Regions from separate parts of the Homo sapiens genome. Here regions 2 and 3 are each linked to region 1. The links are chromatin contacts, found by Hi-C or POLR2A ChIA-PET in ENCODE. All regions are on one chromosome and are shown on one strand. Each heading gives the region's core, a stretch centred on a gene start or an enhancer-like site at or near the end of the contact. The rest is flanking DNA. Distances are from core to core; before and after follow the strand shown.

The links. A loop is a pair of places that touch in the nucleus more often than their neighbours do. ChIA-PET counts read pairs that join two places held with the same protein, here RNA polymerase II (POLR2A). Pooled maps may share reads with other maps.
Region 2: a loop to region 1 is called in a map of HCT116, with 2.7 times the contacts of the local background. The contact joins two enhancer-like sites. A Hi-C loop is called at or near these places in 1 of 168 maps with a recorded cell type or tissue (HCT116). POLR2A ChIA-PET finds 5 or more read pairs at or near these places in 2 of 52 experiments (HCT116 and WTC11).
Region 3: a map with no recorded cell type shows a loop between it and region 1 (2.0-fold over the local background). The contact joins two enhancer-like sites. A Hi-C loop is called at or near these places in 1 of 37 single-sample maps with no recorded cell type and 2 of 50 pooled maps. POLR2A ChIA-PET finds 5 or more read pairs at or near these places in 2 of 52 experiments (H1 and HEK293).

Annotation. Positions count from the first base shown.
Region 1 is chr6:151,207,925-151,212,476 of GRCh38, reverse strand. The region is part of intron 1 of LOC102723831 (a long non-coding RNA gene); the gene reads left to right. Among named protein-coding and RNA genes, the nearest start is that of AKAP12, 30 kb to the left of the region's middle. RefSeq lists an enhancer at 3,902-4,401. Within about 2 kb of position 2,930, at least 3 of the 41 ENCODE cell types and tissues checked have a DNase peak (open chromatin) inside an H3K27ac peak, as active enhancers do; they include HCT116, where a contact is called at or near this core.
Region 2 is chr6:151,064,709-151,069,507 of GRCh38, reverse strand. All of the region lies in intron 26 of MTHFD1L (methylenetetrahydrofolate dehydrogenase (NADP+ dependent) 1 like), which reads right to left. Among named protein-coding and RNA genes, the nearest start is that of MIR12131, 36 kb to the left of the region's middle. Within about 2 kb of position 1,652, at least 27 of the 41 ENCODE cell types and tissues checked have a DNase peak (open chromatin) inside an H3K27ac peak, as active enhancers do; they include HCT116, where a contact is called at or near this core.
Region 3 is chr6:151,012,537-151,017,561 of GRCh38, reverse strand. MTHFD1L (methylenetetrahydrofolate dehydrogenase (NADP+ dependent) 1 like) reads right to left here. Exons shown (of 28, transcript NM_015440.5): 22 at 3,742-3,783; 23 at 2,582-2,682; 24 at 1,869-2,046. Among named protein-coding and RNA genes, the nearest start is that of MIR12131, 88 kb to the left of the region's middle. Within about 2 kb of position 3,066, at least 6 of the 41 ENCODE cell types and tissues checked have a DNase peak (open chromatin) inside an H3K27ac peak, as active enhancers do.

The DNA.
Region 1 (4,552 bases), core at 1,681-4,180:
GCACTTTGGGAGGCTGAGGTGAGTGGATTGCTTGAGTCTAGAAGTTTCTTCATGTACCTATTGGCCATTTGTATGTCCTCTTTTGAGAAATATGTTGTCATTCGCCCACTTTTTTTTTTTTTAAACAAGGTCTTACTCTGTTGTCCAGGCTGGAGTGCAGTGGTACTATCAGGGCTCACTACAGTCTTGATCTCCTGAGCTCAGGTGATCCTCCCACCTCAGCCCTCTGAGTAGCTGGGACTACAGGCATGTGCCACCATGCCCAGCTAATTTTTTGTATTTTTAGTAGACACAGGGTTTCACCATGTTGCCCAGGCTGGTCTTGAACTTCTAGACTCAAGCAATCCACTCACCTCAGCCTCCCAAAGTGCTAGGATTACAGGCATGAGCCCTCACGCCTGGCCATTTGCCCACTTTTTAATGGGACTTTTTTTTTTTTTTTTTAGATGGAGTCTTGCTCTTGTTGCCCAGGCTGGAGTGCAATCGCACAATCTCAGCTCACTACAACCTCCGCCTCCTGGGTTCTAGTGATTCTCCTGCCTCAGCCTCCCAAGTAGCTGGGATTACAGGCGCCCGCCACCACACCTGGCTAATTTTTGTATTTTTAGTAGAGACAGGGTTTCGCCACATTGGCCAGGCTGGTCTCGAACTCATGACCTCATGATCTGCCTGCCTTGGCCTCCCAAAGTGCTGGGATTACAGGCATGAGCCACCGCGCTCATTTTAAACATTTTATTGTTGACTCATTTGAGTTCCTTGTGTATTCAGGATATTAATCCCTTGCAGGGTGAATGTTTGCAAATAATTTCTCCCATTCGACAGGTTGTCTCTTCACTCTATTGTTCCCTTTGCTGTGCAGAAGCTTTTTCATTTAATATAGTTCTATTTGTCTATTTTTGTTTTAGTTTTTTGTTGTTTTGAGATCTTAGCCATAAAATCTGCCTAGACTAATGTCCTGAAGTATTTTCCCTGTGTTTTCTTCTATTAGTTCTGGGTCTTATATTTAAGTCTCCAATCCATCTTGAGTTGATTTTTGTATATGGTGAGAGATAGGGTCCACTTTCATTCCTCAGCACCGTTTATTGAAGAGAGTGTCCTTCCCTCAGTGTATCTTCTTGGCACTTTTATTGAAAATCAGTTGGCTATAAATACATGTATTTATTTCTGTATTCTGTATTCTGTTCCATCAATGTATGTGTCTTTTATACTAATACCATGCTGTTTTGTTTACTATAGCTTTGTAACATATTTTGAAGTCAGGTAGTGTGATACCTCCAGCTTTGTTCTTTTTTCTCAGAATTGCATTGGCTATTCAGGCTCTTTTTTGGTTCCATAAGAATTTTATGATTTTTTTTTCTAATTCTGTGAAAAATGATATTGGTATTTTGATAGGGATTGCATTGAATCTGTAGATTGCTATGGGCAATGTGGTCTTTTTTTTTTTTTTTTTTTTTGACGGTCTCACTTTTTCCCAGGCTGGGGTACAGTGGTGCTATCTCAGCTCACTGCAGCCTCCAGCTCTTGGGTTCAAGTGATTCTCATGCCTCAGCCTCCCAAGTAGCTGGGATTACAGGCGCCTGCCACTATGCTTAGCTAATTTTTGTATTTTTAGTAGAGATGGGGTTTCACTGTGTTTGTCTAGGCTGGTCTTAAACTCCTGACCTCAAGTGATCCACCTGCCTCGGCCTCCCAAAGTGCTGGGATTACAGGCGTGCGTGAGCCACCACGCCTGGCCAATATGATAATTTTAATGATATTATTTCTTCCAGCTTATGAGCATGGGATGTCAGTCCATTTGTATGTGTCCACTTCAGTTTCTGTCATCAGTGTTTTGTAGTTCTCTTTGTAGAGCTCTTTCACCTCCTTTGTTGAATGTATATTCCTGAGTGTTTTATTCTTTTTTTATAGCTACTATAAATAGGATTGCTTTCTTGATTTTTTTCTCAGCTAGTTCATTATTGGTGTATAGAAATGCTACCGATTTTGTACATCAATTTTGTATCCTACAATGTTACTTAATTTATTTATTAGATTTAAGAGTTTTTTGGTGGAGTCTGCGTTTTTCTAGATATAAGATCATATTAGCAGTAAAGAGGGACAATTTGACTTTCTCTTTTCTAATTTGGACGCCTTTTATTTATTTCTCTTGCCTTATTGCTCTGGCCAGGACATCCAATACTTACATTCTTTTTTTTTTTTTTTTTTTTTTTTTTTGAGACAGAGTCTCCCTCTGTCTCCCAGGCTGCAGTGCAGTGGCGTGATCTTGGATCACTGCAACCTCTGCCTCCCCGGCTCACGTGATTCTCCTACCTCAGCCTCCCAGGTAGCTGGGACTACAGGTGTACACCACCATGCCCAGCTAATTTTTGTATTTTTAGTAGAGATGGGTTTTCATCATGTTGGCCAAGCTGGTCTCGAACTCCTGACCTCAAGTGATCTGCCTGCCTTGGCCTCCCAAAGTGCTAGGATTACAGGTGTGAGCCACCTCACCCAGCCTACAGTACTTATATTCTTACACGGCTCATATCTGTAGCTGATTTCCAATGGGAGAAACCGAGGGACTGTTGATATAAAGCTGCACATGAAAACAAGAGGTACCATTATCTCATGAACAGCTTCCAACTGTGCAGAGTCCAGGCATTCTCACCTGATCCTCCAGAAACACTACCCCTGGTCTGCAGGCTGATTTGCTGCTGACACAGAGAGGCACCCAGCAGAAGCAAGGACTCACGTCTACAGAGAACACTTAATCACATTGTCGGGGCTAGCTGGGCTCCTTGGGAAATGGAGGGTGCAGTGGGCGCCAGGGCAGGGGAAAAGCTTATCGAGAACAAGAGCAGGATGCAGGGAACGAGCAGAAAATAAACCTGAACTCTGTCTCGATTACAATTAAGTGTTTGCCACCGGAAAGCAATTTAAACAGACAGCAGCCACCTCAGCTGCTAGTGCCTGTGGGCTCGTATGACCAATCCCGGCCGTGTAGCTATTCTTAGTCACAGTTTCTCCCGACTCAATCTGCAGTAGAAGTGAAGAGACTCTTCTACCTGTAATACAGAGCTGTCCTTCCTCCCTTTATCCTTGATTTTTACCCTTTGTTCTGCAGTCTCTGTTAGTGTGTGTTCTGGACATAATAAAATATGGCTAGTTAATTCAAGCAAAAGCTTGCAGTGACTTGGCAAAGCATTATCAAGATGAATGGGAGGACAGGCAGAGGATAAAATGAGGTTGAAACTGGCTTGCCTTGTATTCAAAAATCCTAACTCCTCTTTTTACTGATTATCTTAGCTATGCATTTTTTTGTAAAGCCTCTTGAATTCAAACTGGATAAAGCTTTCTTTCTTTCAAATGTGCTTAATAACTAGGACCTGCATCTGACATTCACTGTGTCATTGCAGTGACTATAAATGCTTCCTTTAAGTCTGTGTAATTTCTAAATCAAATGTTCAGAAACCAACAGAAATGTTTATTCTTGGATAAATTAACTATGATTCAACAACTTTGTGCTCTAATTTATGGAAGAGATTCTCTCTCCATCAGTGACTTTGGCTGGGTTGTGTTAGAGATGAGCAATGCGCATCAGTGAGGCTTGCCTGGATCTTCCTTGTCAGGTTGGGTATGTCTCATAAAATTAGTTGAAAGGGCTGGGCATGGTGGCCCATGCCTGTAATCCCAGCACTTTGGGAGGCCCAGGTGGGTGGATCACTTGAGGTCAGGAGTTTGAGACCAGCCTAGACAACATGGCAAAACCCTGTCTCTACAAAAAATACAAAAATTAGCGGGGCATGGTGACATGCGTCTATAGTCCCAGCTACTGGGAAGGCTGAGGCAGGAGAATGACTTGAACCCAGAGGCGGAGGTTGCAGTGAGCCGGGATCACGCCACTGCACTCCAGTCTGGGTGACAGAGCAAGACTTTGTCTCAAAACAAAAAACAAACAAAAAAAGATTAATTGAAACGTAAAGAGAGAAATTGCAAGTGACAGGAGCACCTGAGTCACAGGGGTGGCACATATACAATGGGTGTGGACTTTGTGAAGGGAAGGATGAGAGTGTGTCATACTGTGGCCAAGATCACAGCCTTTACTGCCAGACAGATCCGACTCTACTGCTGTGTGACCTTGGATGGATTGCTTAATGTCTCTACACTTTCATTTCTGTTTTATCATGTGTGAAGTGGGGATATAAAAGACAATCTAGGCCGGGCGCGGTGGCTCATGCCTGTAATCCCAGCACTTTGGAAGTCTGAGGCAGATGGGTCAGGAGTTCAGGAGTTCGAGACCAGCCTGGCCAATATGACAAAACCCCGTCTCTACTAAAAATACAAAAAAATTAGCCAGGCATGGTGGCAGGCGTCTGTGGTTCCAGCTACTTGAAAGGCTGAGGCAGGAGGATTGCTTGAACCTGGGAGGTGGAGGTTGCAGGGAGCCGAGATCACACCACTGCACTCCAGCCTGGGTGACAGAGCGAGGCTCCATCTCAAAAAAAAAAAAAAAAGCCAATGTACAAAAGATTGTTGAAAGGATTCCATGAGATAAAAGATGCAAGGCATTAAG
Region 2 (4,799 bases), core at 403-2,902, 140 kb after region 1:
ACAGTCAGAAATTTGGTCAAGGGTAAGGAGGGGTGAAGAGAAAAAGCACAGAGAATCCACTGTATGGATTCTGTATTTAGTTTTTGCCATGATCAGCCAGCATCCAGAGGCCCTCTGGCCCACTGAGCTATCAAGGGGGTACCTCACTTGTTTTTGACAATACCTTACCCTTCCTGGCTGTACAACCTGGAGGATTAGGGAGGTCCCTATGACAGAGAGAGGGAGGGAGAGAGAGAGAGAGAGAGAGAGAGAGAGAAAGAGAGAGAAGATAGTTTTGGGCCTTATGACTGTGGTCACTTTGGAATGAAGCCGTGGCTAAAAAGTCATGAGGCTGAGGTGGCTGTACTTATGATATAAAATAAGTACTCACTGCATTCCATCCCTCTTGCCCCCTGGACCTGCCTTGCCCAGGATCCCAGTCTGAATTCCTCATCTTTCACCAAGACTGCTCCAAATTATGATTGATGTGAGGACTGCAATAAAACGATACCATAGTTTTAGCTCTTTCCAAAAATGTAATGAAACTGGGCAAACTGGCACTAGTCTACAGAAAAGGAATCAAAGCGGGATCCCATGATCAATGCTTCCAAGAAATTGAGCCAAGTTCAAAAGAAATCAGGCTGTGCACGAGTACTGCTACTATTTTTAGGGATATTGATGAGTCCTCCAATGAATGTGTCATTGCTGACCGTGCTGAGTGTCAGAAAAATGGTAAAGTTCGTGCCTACTGAAGAAAGCTCTGAAGTTTACTAGCTTTCAAATACTCTCAAGTTTAACTGTCTTAAGTTGTAAGTAAATGATTTTTAAGTTAAAAAATTTATTCAATTCATATCAAGAAGTTTCTATTAAATTAGCTTTTCAAAAGTAATTGGGCTATGTATACTCAGAATATTTACAGAGTCTCCTGAGATTAGTGGATGGAAACATTAAGAGCCTGAAAAAGTACTGAAAAAAAGAACAAAGGTCAGAGAGTGGGCTGGAAAGCATACGGATGTTGTAATTGAACCCTCGGTTCAAGCAGAATCTGACCCGCAGCAGCTACTTGGAGCTATGAGGAAATGCCTCAGCATTTGAAAGACCTGGCAGCGTTATTAACTATGTCCAAGAACAAAAAGTGAAAAACGATACTGGAAAATCCTGAGGTGTCTCCATCTCCATCACTGATAAGATCTTGGCTCAAGTTCCTCTTAAAGGGTCACCAGACGAAAGGCTTCAGGCCCGCAAAATCACAATGTGGCTGTTCCACTGCAGTGTGGTCAGGCGGGCAGGCCCTTGTTGCTACAGATAGGACCAGCAGAAACTTTTCTTTGTCATCTTTAGACTGAATCAAAACACACTGCTGTGATCAGATCTGCATTCTAGCTGTTACTTTGGTTTGTTTACCCAGAAGTCTCCTCCATTACCAATGGCGTGAATCAGAATTGTGTTATTTGTTTGGCATTACTCATCTCTTTCATGTACCAGTGCCCGAGAATAAATCTGTTATTCAAGTCCTCTTGCTTCTCCCTTAGAGCCTCACTAAAAATCACAAATGTGCAATCAAGAATAACCACCCTCTGTTTACATGCACCAGAAGTCCACATGCATTACGTGAGACACATCAGAGTTCATTTGGCTGGTGTCCCCATGACATCGGCAGGGGAAGAGAATAAGAATTAATGGTAACGCCAAGCTGGCAGGCTGCCACCATGTTTCAATTCCTGGAGAAGAATGAACCATACAGCGAGGCAGGGTCACTGGGGTGGGGAAATTTCACTCTCTGGGTTGAGGAGATATGCATTTGTATACATGGTTACCCATCTACATTTATGTTTAACACACAACATTATTTCTGGCACCCATTACTCATGAACGTAACACAAATTGTGATTTAAAAAAGTGATTAGCTGGCCACAGTGGCTCACACCTGTAATCCCAGCACTTTGGGAGGCCAAGGCGGGTGGATCACTTGAGGCCAGGAGTTCGAGACCAGCCTGGCCAACGTGGTGAAGCCTGGTCTCTACTAAAAATACAAAAATTAGCTGGGTGTGGTGGCGCACACCTGGAATCCCAGCTACACAGGAGGCTGAGGCACGATAATTGCTTGGACGTAGGAGGTCGAAGCTGCAGTGAGCTGAGATTGCACCACTGTACACCAGCCTGGGTGACAGAGCCAGACTCTGTCTCAATAAATAAATAAATAAATAAAAAGATTAAATAACCTGTGATGTTTTTAACTGGTCAAACCAATATAACCTGATTTTATAATAATCAAATCGATGGCCGGGAGCGGTGGCTCATGAGGTCAGGAGTTCAAGACCAGCCTGACCAACGTGGTGAAACCCCGTTTCTACTAAAAATGCAAAAATTAGCCAGGCGTGGTGGTGCACGCCTATAATCCCAGCTACTCAGGAGGCTGAGGCAGGAGAATCCCTTAAACCCAGGAGGCAGAGGTTGCAGTGAGCCATGATTGCAACACTGCACTCCAGCCTGGGCTACAGAGCAAGACTCTGTCTCAAAAAAAAAAAAAAAATCAAATTGATACATTTTTAACACTTACTAATATGGACTACAGAGACCTACAAACTGCTTTAATGAGCTGAATATGAAAGGAAAATGATGAGTAACTCTAGGAATTTTGTGGGAATAAGATGAGAGCTTATCCTTGACAGGACCCAGGTTGGGAGTTCCTAAAGCATCAGCGAAAGGATGGCTCTTTGGAAGAACCAACAGTAGACTAAAGGACACTTTTTTTTTTTTTTTTGAGACGGAGTTTTGCTCTATTGCCCAGGCTGGAATGCAATGGCGCAATCTTGGCTCACTGCAAGCTCCGCCTCCCGGGTTCACGCCATTCTCCTGCCTCAGCCTCCTGAGTAGCTGGGACAACAGGCGCCTGCCACCACGCCTGGCTAATTTTTTGTATGTTTAGTAGAGACGGGGTTTCACTGTATCAGCCAGGATGGTCTCAATCTCCTGACCTCGTGATCCACCCGCCTCGGCCTCCCAAAGTGCTGGGATTACAGGTGTGAGCCACCGCACCCGGCTAAAGGACACTTTTGCCATGGTTCTTTTTTTTTTTTTTTTTTTTTTTGAGATGGAGTCTTGCTCTGTCGCCCAGGCTGGAGTGCAGTGGCATGATCTCAGCTCACTTGCAAGCTCTGCCTCCTGGGTTCACACCATTCCCCTGCCTCAGCCTCCTGAATAGCTGGGACTACAGGTGCCTGCCACCACGCCAGGCTGATTTTTTTGTATTTTTAGTAGAGACAGGGTTTCACCATGTTAGCTAGGATGGTCTCAATCTTCTGACCTCATGATCCGCCCGCCTCGGCCTCCCAAAGTGCTGGGATTACAGGCGTAAGCCACCGCGCCCAGCCTCCTGTGGTTCTTTTAAAGCCAAAACATTGTTTTTAAAAGCCCAAAGCTATTCAGTGTTTGTGAGTATGGAGATCACTTTTGATGAAGAAAATTAATTCCCATGGGGGCAGAATCCTATCAACATGAAAATATATAATGAGGAGCTACTATAAATTTAGTTATGCTTCTCAATAACTTTGTATTTCATGGACTCCAACATACACCTGCAATTAAAGGAATTGAAGAGTAGTCTTTGCCTGTGTGAGACATTTAGTTCTTCTACTCTACAGGCCAGGTATGGTCTGAGCAACAGCCCTTGGGGTCTGGCCTGATCAGCACTCCTATCCTGGTCTTGTGGTCATGGCGGCCACCGCATGTGGTGCAGGTGGGTCTGCTCCTGCCCTATGCACAGGATGGGCATGTATGGCCACACCCTGGCTGGGCACAGTGGTGGATTAGGACAGGGCACATGAGGCCAACAGAGCCTGGCAGGGGATTCCTGAATACTGCTGTGCAGATGGTGGGAGAGAAAAGATTCCTCTTCCTCTGGATAGGGAGTTTTGAGTATGAAGCAGATCACACTGTGAACAGAAGGCATCACTCCCAGTGGGGCAGGGCTGAGGAACGGAGCACAAATGCCAGAAGGCTGGATCCAGCTGTGGCTAAGGCCAGATCTAGCCTAGCACTTTTCTGTTATCTGGGTCAATCCATCCCCTCTTTCTGAATAAGCTCGAGTTGAGTTTCTCTTACTTGCAGCCACAACCACAAGAGAGTTCTGACAAACACAGCGAGCATAAGGCCCCATTGTCTGGAGAAGAGGAAGAGGCCAGGGGAGCAGTGAGAGGGAGCCTGGGGCAGGCAAGTCAAGATGGCGTGAGTCCCTGCTAGGCCTTCCCTCTGGATAGGAAAGATGGTCAGCACGGCTATGCTCACCCACTCACCTGAAAAATGCCCCCTTTGCTAACATGCCCCTAGCTGTCAGACTGGAGTGGCATGCCAGATACTCCTAAATTAAACGCCATCACCAGGCATAAAACTACAGAGATGTGCAGAAGGTCACTTAAGAATAGTGGCCGGGCATGGTGGCTCACACCTGTAATCCCAGCACTTTGGGAGTCCAAGGCGGGTGGATCACCTGAGGTCAAGGGTTCGAGACCAGTCTGGCCAACATGGTGAAACCTCATCTCTACTAAAAATACAAGCAAATTAGCTGGGCGTAGTGGCACGCCTGTAATCCCAGCTACTTGGGGAGGCTGAGGCAGGAGAATCACTTGAACCCAGGAGGTGGAGGTTGCAGTGATCCAAGATCACACCACTGCACTCCAGCCTGGGTGACAGAGGGAGACTCCATCTCAAAACAAAAAAACAAAAAAACAAAAAAAAAACAAAAAAAGAATAGTAACACATTTTAAGATTAGCAAACACTTGCTACCTTGAAAAGTTATGAGCTATGAGTTGGTTTAATA
Region 3 (5,025 bases), core at 1,817-4,316, 200 kb after region 1:
CAGCCTGACGAACATGGTGAAACCCTGTCTCTGCTAAAAATACAAAAATTAGCTGGGCGTGGTGGTGCACGCCTGTAATCCCAGCTACTCGGGAGCCTGAGGCAGGAGAATTGCTTGAACCCGAGAGCAGAAGGTTGCGGTGAGCTGAGATGGTGCCTCTGCACTCCAGCCCGGGCAACAAAAGCGAAACTCCATCTCAAAAAAAAAAAAGAAGGGAAATTCTGACACTCTACAACATGCACGCACATTATGCTAAGTGAAATAAGCCAGCCACAGTATGATGCTACTTACATGAGGTCCCTGGAGTTGTTACATTCATGGAAATGAAGGAGAATGGTAGCTGGCAGGGACTGTAGGGAGGGGCATGGGGAGTTGTTCAGTGGGTACAGTTTCAGTTTTGCAAGATGAAAAGCGTTCTGGAGATTGGCTGCATGACAATGTGAATGTACTTAACACTACTGACGTGCACTTAAAAATGGTTAAGATGGGCCAGGTGTGGTGGCTCACGCCTGCAACCCTAGCACTCTGGGAGGCCGAGGCGGGTGGACTGCCGGAGCTCAGGAGTTCGAGACCAGCCCGGGCAACACGGTGAAACCCCGACTCTACTAAAATAAAAAAGAAATTAGCCAGGCACGCTTGCTTGCGCCTGTAGTCCCAGCTACTTGGGAGGCTGAGGCAGAAGAATTGCTTGAACCCGGGAGGTGGAGGTTGCAGTGAGCCGAGATCACGCCATTGCACTCCAGCCTGGGCAACAGAGCAAGGCTCTGTCTCAAAAAAAAAAAAAAAAAAAAAAGGCTAAGATAGTAAATTTTGTTATATATATATTTACCACAATGAAAATAAATAAATATATTATGTATGTATATATACACACACATACACTAGACATAGTTCAATAAAACCACAAGAGAAAAGAACCATAACAGAAATGAACAAGCAGAGGCCAGGTGTGGTGGCTCATGCCTATAATCCCAGCACTTTGGGAGGCCGAGGTGGGTGAACCATGAGATCAGGAGTTTGAGACCAGCCTGCCCAAGATGGTGAAACCCCGTCTCTACTAAAAATACAAAAACTTAGCCAGACGTGTTGGCAGGTGCCTGTAATCCCAGCTAGTCAGGAGGCTGAGGCAGAGAAGTGCTTGAACCTGGGAGGCAGAGGTTGCAGTAAGCCGAGATTGCACCACTGTACTCCAGCCTGAGCAACAGAGACTGTCTCAAAAAAAAAAAAGAGAAATGAACAAGGAAAATACCTCCCATGGTTTCCCAATCCTCACGAAATTGCTCTTGTTCCTGTGCAACTCCTGAAAGCGTCAGCTGTCAAATCCTGTTCGCTAAAGTACCTCCTCACTTAGGACTGCGATTTGGGAGTCTTCAAAAGCACAGGCTTTGGGACAAGGAGCTAGGGTCTGTACTTGGAAATGTGACTTTGTCATATGGCTTAAACTCTTCTACCTTTTTGTTTGTTTGTTTGAGACAGGGTCTCACTCTGTCGCCCAGGCTGGAGTGCAGTGGTGTGATCTCGATCTTGGCTCACTGCAGCCTCCACCTCCTGGGTTCAAGCAATTCTCCCACCTCAGCCTCCCGAGTAGCTGGGACTATAGGTGCACGCCACCATGCCCACCTAATTTTTGTATTTTTAGTAGAGATGGGGTTTCTCTATGTTGGCCAGGCTGGTCTCGAACTCCTGACCTCAAGTGATCTGCCCGCCCTAGCCTCCCAAAGTGTTGGGATTACAGGCGTGAGCCACTGCACCGGGCCTAAACTCTTCTATCTTTAGTTTTCTTATCTGTAGGGTTGTGGTGACAACAGAATGGGACAACCCATGCTAAGGTGTAAGAAATGTGAGCCATTGTTTTTACTAGATCTTACCTGAACATCATACAGGAACTGGAATCGGCTTCTTTTACTCGCAGCCTCTCTCACAGCCCGAGCCAAGTCCACCGATCCTTTTCCACCAACGGACCAGTGATAGCAGGGGACTGCATCAAAGGCACCAGCCCGCTTTGCAAGCTCACACACCAAGTCAATCTCAGCGCGGGTGTCGGTCCTAGTGAAGAAAATGTTTGTGGTTTTGCATCTGTATCCATTTAGCTATGTTTTCAAAGAAAGACTCACCATTTATACAGAACTTCGCTCCCTAACACTGAATACATTTTAAACATCAAAAGTGGTCACATCGTGTTTAAATAAATCAGACTTAAAGCATGGAAAAAAAAAGTCCTCTCTAAAGTGACTCAAATATTTCAAGTCGTTAAGGGTGTTATCAAGAAAATTCCATAACATATCCCTTTGATCATTCACAGTTTGTTTCAGACAAAAATGCTGGGTAGAATTAAAAAAAAAAAAAAAAAAAAAAGCCAAGGAGATAGTAACTCACTATATATAAATTTCACTTCCTTAATAACATTGTGAGAACACATTTGCTAAAATGAAACCAAACCAAATAAACAAACAGAAAGAACTGGGTATTTCTGTATACTTTTAGATGAAGCACAGAAAGACCAAATACCCCAAGACACAAATATCGTTCACAGGGTGGCCTAGTGATAATGCCCACATTTAAAGGAGGAGGCTGGACTTACTTGAAGACATTCAGAGCCACCACAACGGGAACCCCAAAGAGCTGAGTGATCTGAATTTGCTTCTGGAGGTTACAGCAGCCGTCTGCCACCAGCTGGATGTTCTGTAAAAAAGAAAAAAGCAAAACCCAGACCCCTGTGTATTGTCTCCCACCAAACCTGCCAAGCTAAACTGCCAGCACCTCTCTGGCAGGATTTGCTACATCTTTTTTCACTTTTTCCTCCAAGAAAGATGGCTGCAAGAATAAAGAGGTTCGTCTTCAAAATAATTTCTAAAATGATTCTGGATCCAATGGCATATGGGTGGGTCTGAAGCCTGGCAGCTCACCCTGCTGAGGACAGGCTGCAGGGTCTATGCAATGCGCCCATGCTCTGCAGGTTGAGGCCTGACAGGCACAAGGCCCCAGGTGGGTGAGGAGCTCTGACCAGGTATTCCTGGCTCAGATCCCTGGCGCCACCTGTAGGAGCTAAGAGGTACTGCTGCCAGCAAATCAAAGTCTATTTACAGAAAAGAGTAAGCCACTCCTGTAAATCATAAAGCCAACTGTATATAGACCTTCCATGACAAAAGAATACAGAAGTGTAAGCTTCATATTTGTTTCTGACCTGGAGACCTTGAGTTCCTGCTCTGATGGCTACCCTGGGAGTACACAATAGTAGACAAAGCCTATATCCATCTTTTCTTGATATTTAAGAGTTAACTGAATGAATTTTATCCTTTCATCCCATCCATTTCCTCTCGGATTCTTAGAACGGCACTTTTCTTTTCTTTTTTTTGAGACAGAGTCTCACTCTGTCGTCCAGGCTGGAGTACAGTGGTGCGATCGCAGCTCACTGCAACCTCTGCCTCCCAGGTTCAAGCGATTCTCATGCTGGGACTACAGGCGTGAGCCACCATGCCCAGCTAATTTTTGTATTTTTAGTAGAGATGAGGTTTTGCCATGTTGGCCATGGGTTTTGCCTGGCTGGTCTTGAACTCCTGGCCTCATGTGATCCGGTCGCCTTGGCCTCCCAAAGTGCTGAAATTACAGGTGTGAGTCACTGCGCCCGGACAGAACAGCACTTTTCTAAGAGGCCACTGAAGGAGGGCTCATTCACTGAAAGCCAACGAGTCACTGGATTTAAGAGATTCTTCACATAAGCATCTAAACAGCTCCTCTTACCTCCTCTGTATATTCTTTCTTAAGAGGAACACCAGCCGTTACCTGAAATAAGGAGAGAAAACATGAAGAATAATCCTATAAAAATGCTTACACAACCGATCTGAAAGAAAGAACAACATAATCACATTCAATTTTTAGAAATGTACCTCTATGTTTTGTGCTTTTAAAACAGTAGCTGGCAGCACTGGCTAAACCTAAACTCCTGCGGGAAGCTTTTAGAAAACACTGATCCCTGGGCTCCACCCAGACCAATGAAAGCAGAAGTTCTGGGAGGGGAACCTGGGATCAGTAATGTTTAAAATCTCCCTGGATGATTCTAATTTGAGCCAATGGAACAGTATGAAACTTCTCAAACATTGGTTCAAATTAGAACATAAAACTAATAATATGTTTAATACTTGATTTATACAGAGTACATCACCATTCGAAATCATTTTACGGTAATTGCCATAAAGTTCTGTTGTCCAGGCTGGAGGGCAGTGGCACAATCACAGCTCACTGCGGTCTCAAACTCCTGGGCTCAAGTGATCCTCCTGCCTCAGCCTCCCCAGTAGCTAGGAATACAGGTGTGTACCACCACACCCAGATAATTTTTTATTATTTTGTAGAGACGAGGTCTTGCTATCTTCCCCAGGCTGGTCTCGAACTCTTGGGCTCAAGCAGTCCTCCCACCTCGGCCTCTCAAAGTGCTGGCATTACAGGGTGAAACACTGTGCCTGGCCTTGTGGTTAATCTTATGTGTCAACTTTGCTGGGGCCATAGGGTGTCCAGTATTTGTTCAAACATTATTTTGCGTGTTTCTGTGAGGGTGTCTATGATGAAATTGATATGGAAATCAGCAGCCTCTGAGTAGGCAAGTTGTCCTACATAATGTGGGTGGGTCTCAACTGACCAGTCAAAGGCCTTTTTGAGTACAACAAAAAGACTGGCCTCCCCTGAGAGCAGGAGAATTCTCCAGCAGACTGCTGCCTTCAGACTGCATTAGCACCACTGCCTCTCCTGGGTCTTCAGCTTGCCAGCCCACAGTGCAGATTTTGGACTTGCCAGCTTCTGTAATCATGTGACCCAATTCCTTACAATAAATATCTTTCTCTATATATACACACATCCTTATTGGTTCTATGTGTGAAGAATGCTGATTCATACAATGGTTAGTTTAAAGATCTAATTGTGAAAGAATCTGTGGATCCCAAAGCATAGCACAATATTAGTTATTGGATTGCACTGGGAATGGCCGAGCACTCTGGGGGACAGGATGTGAGTTTAAAATGACTGAGGGCAAAT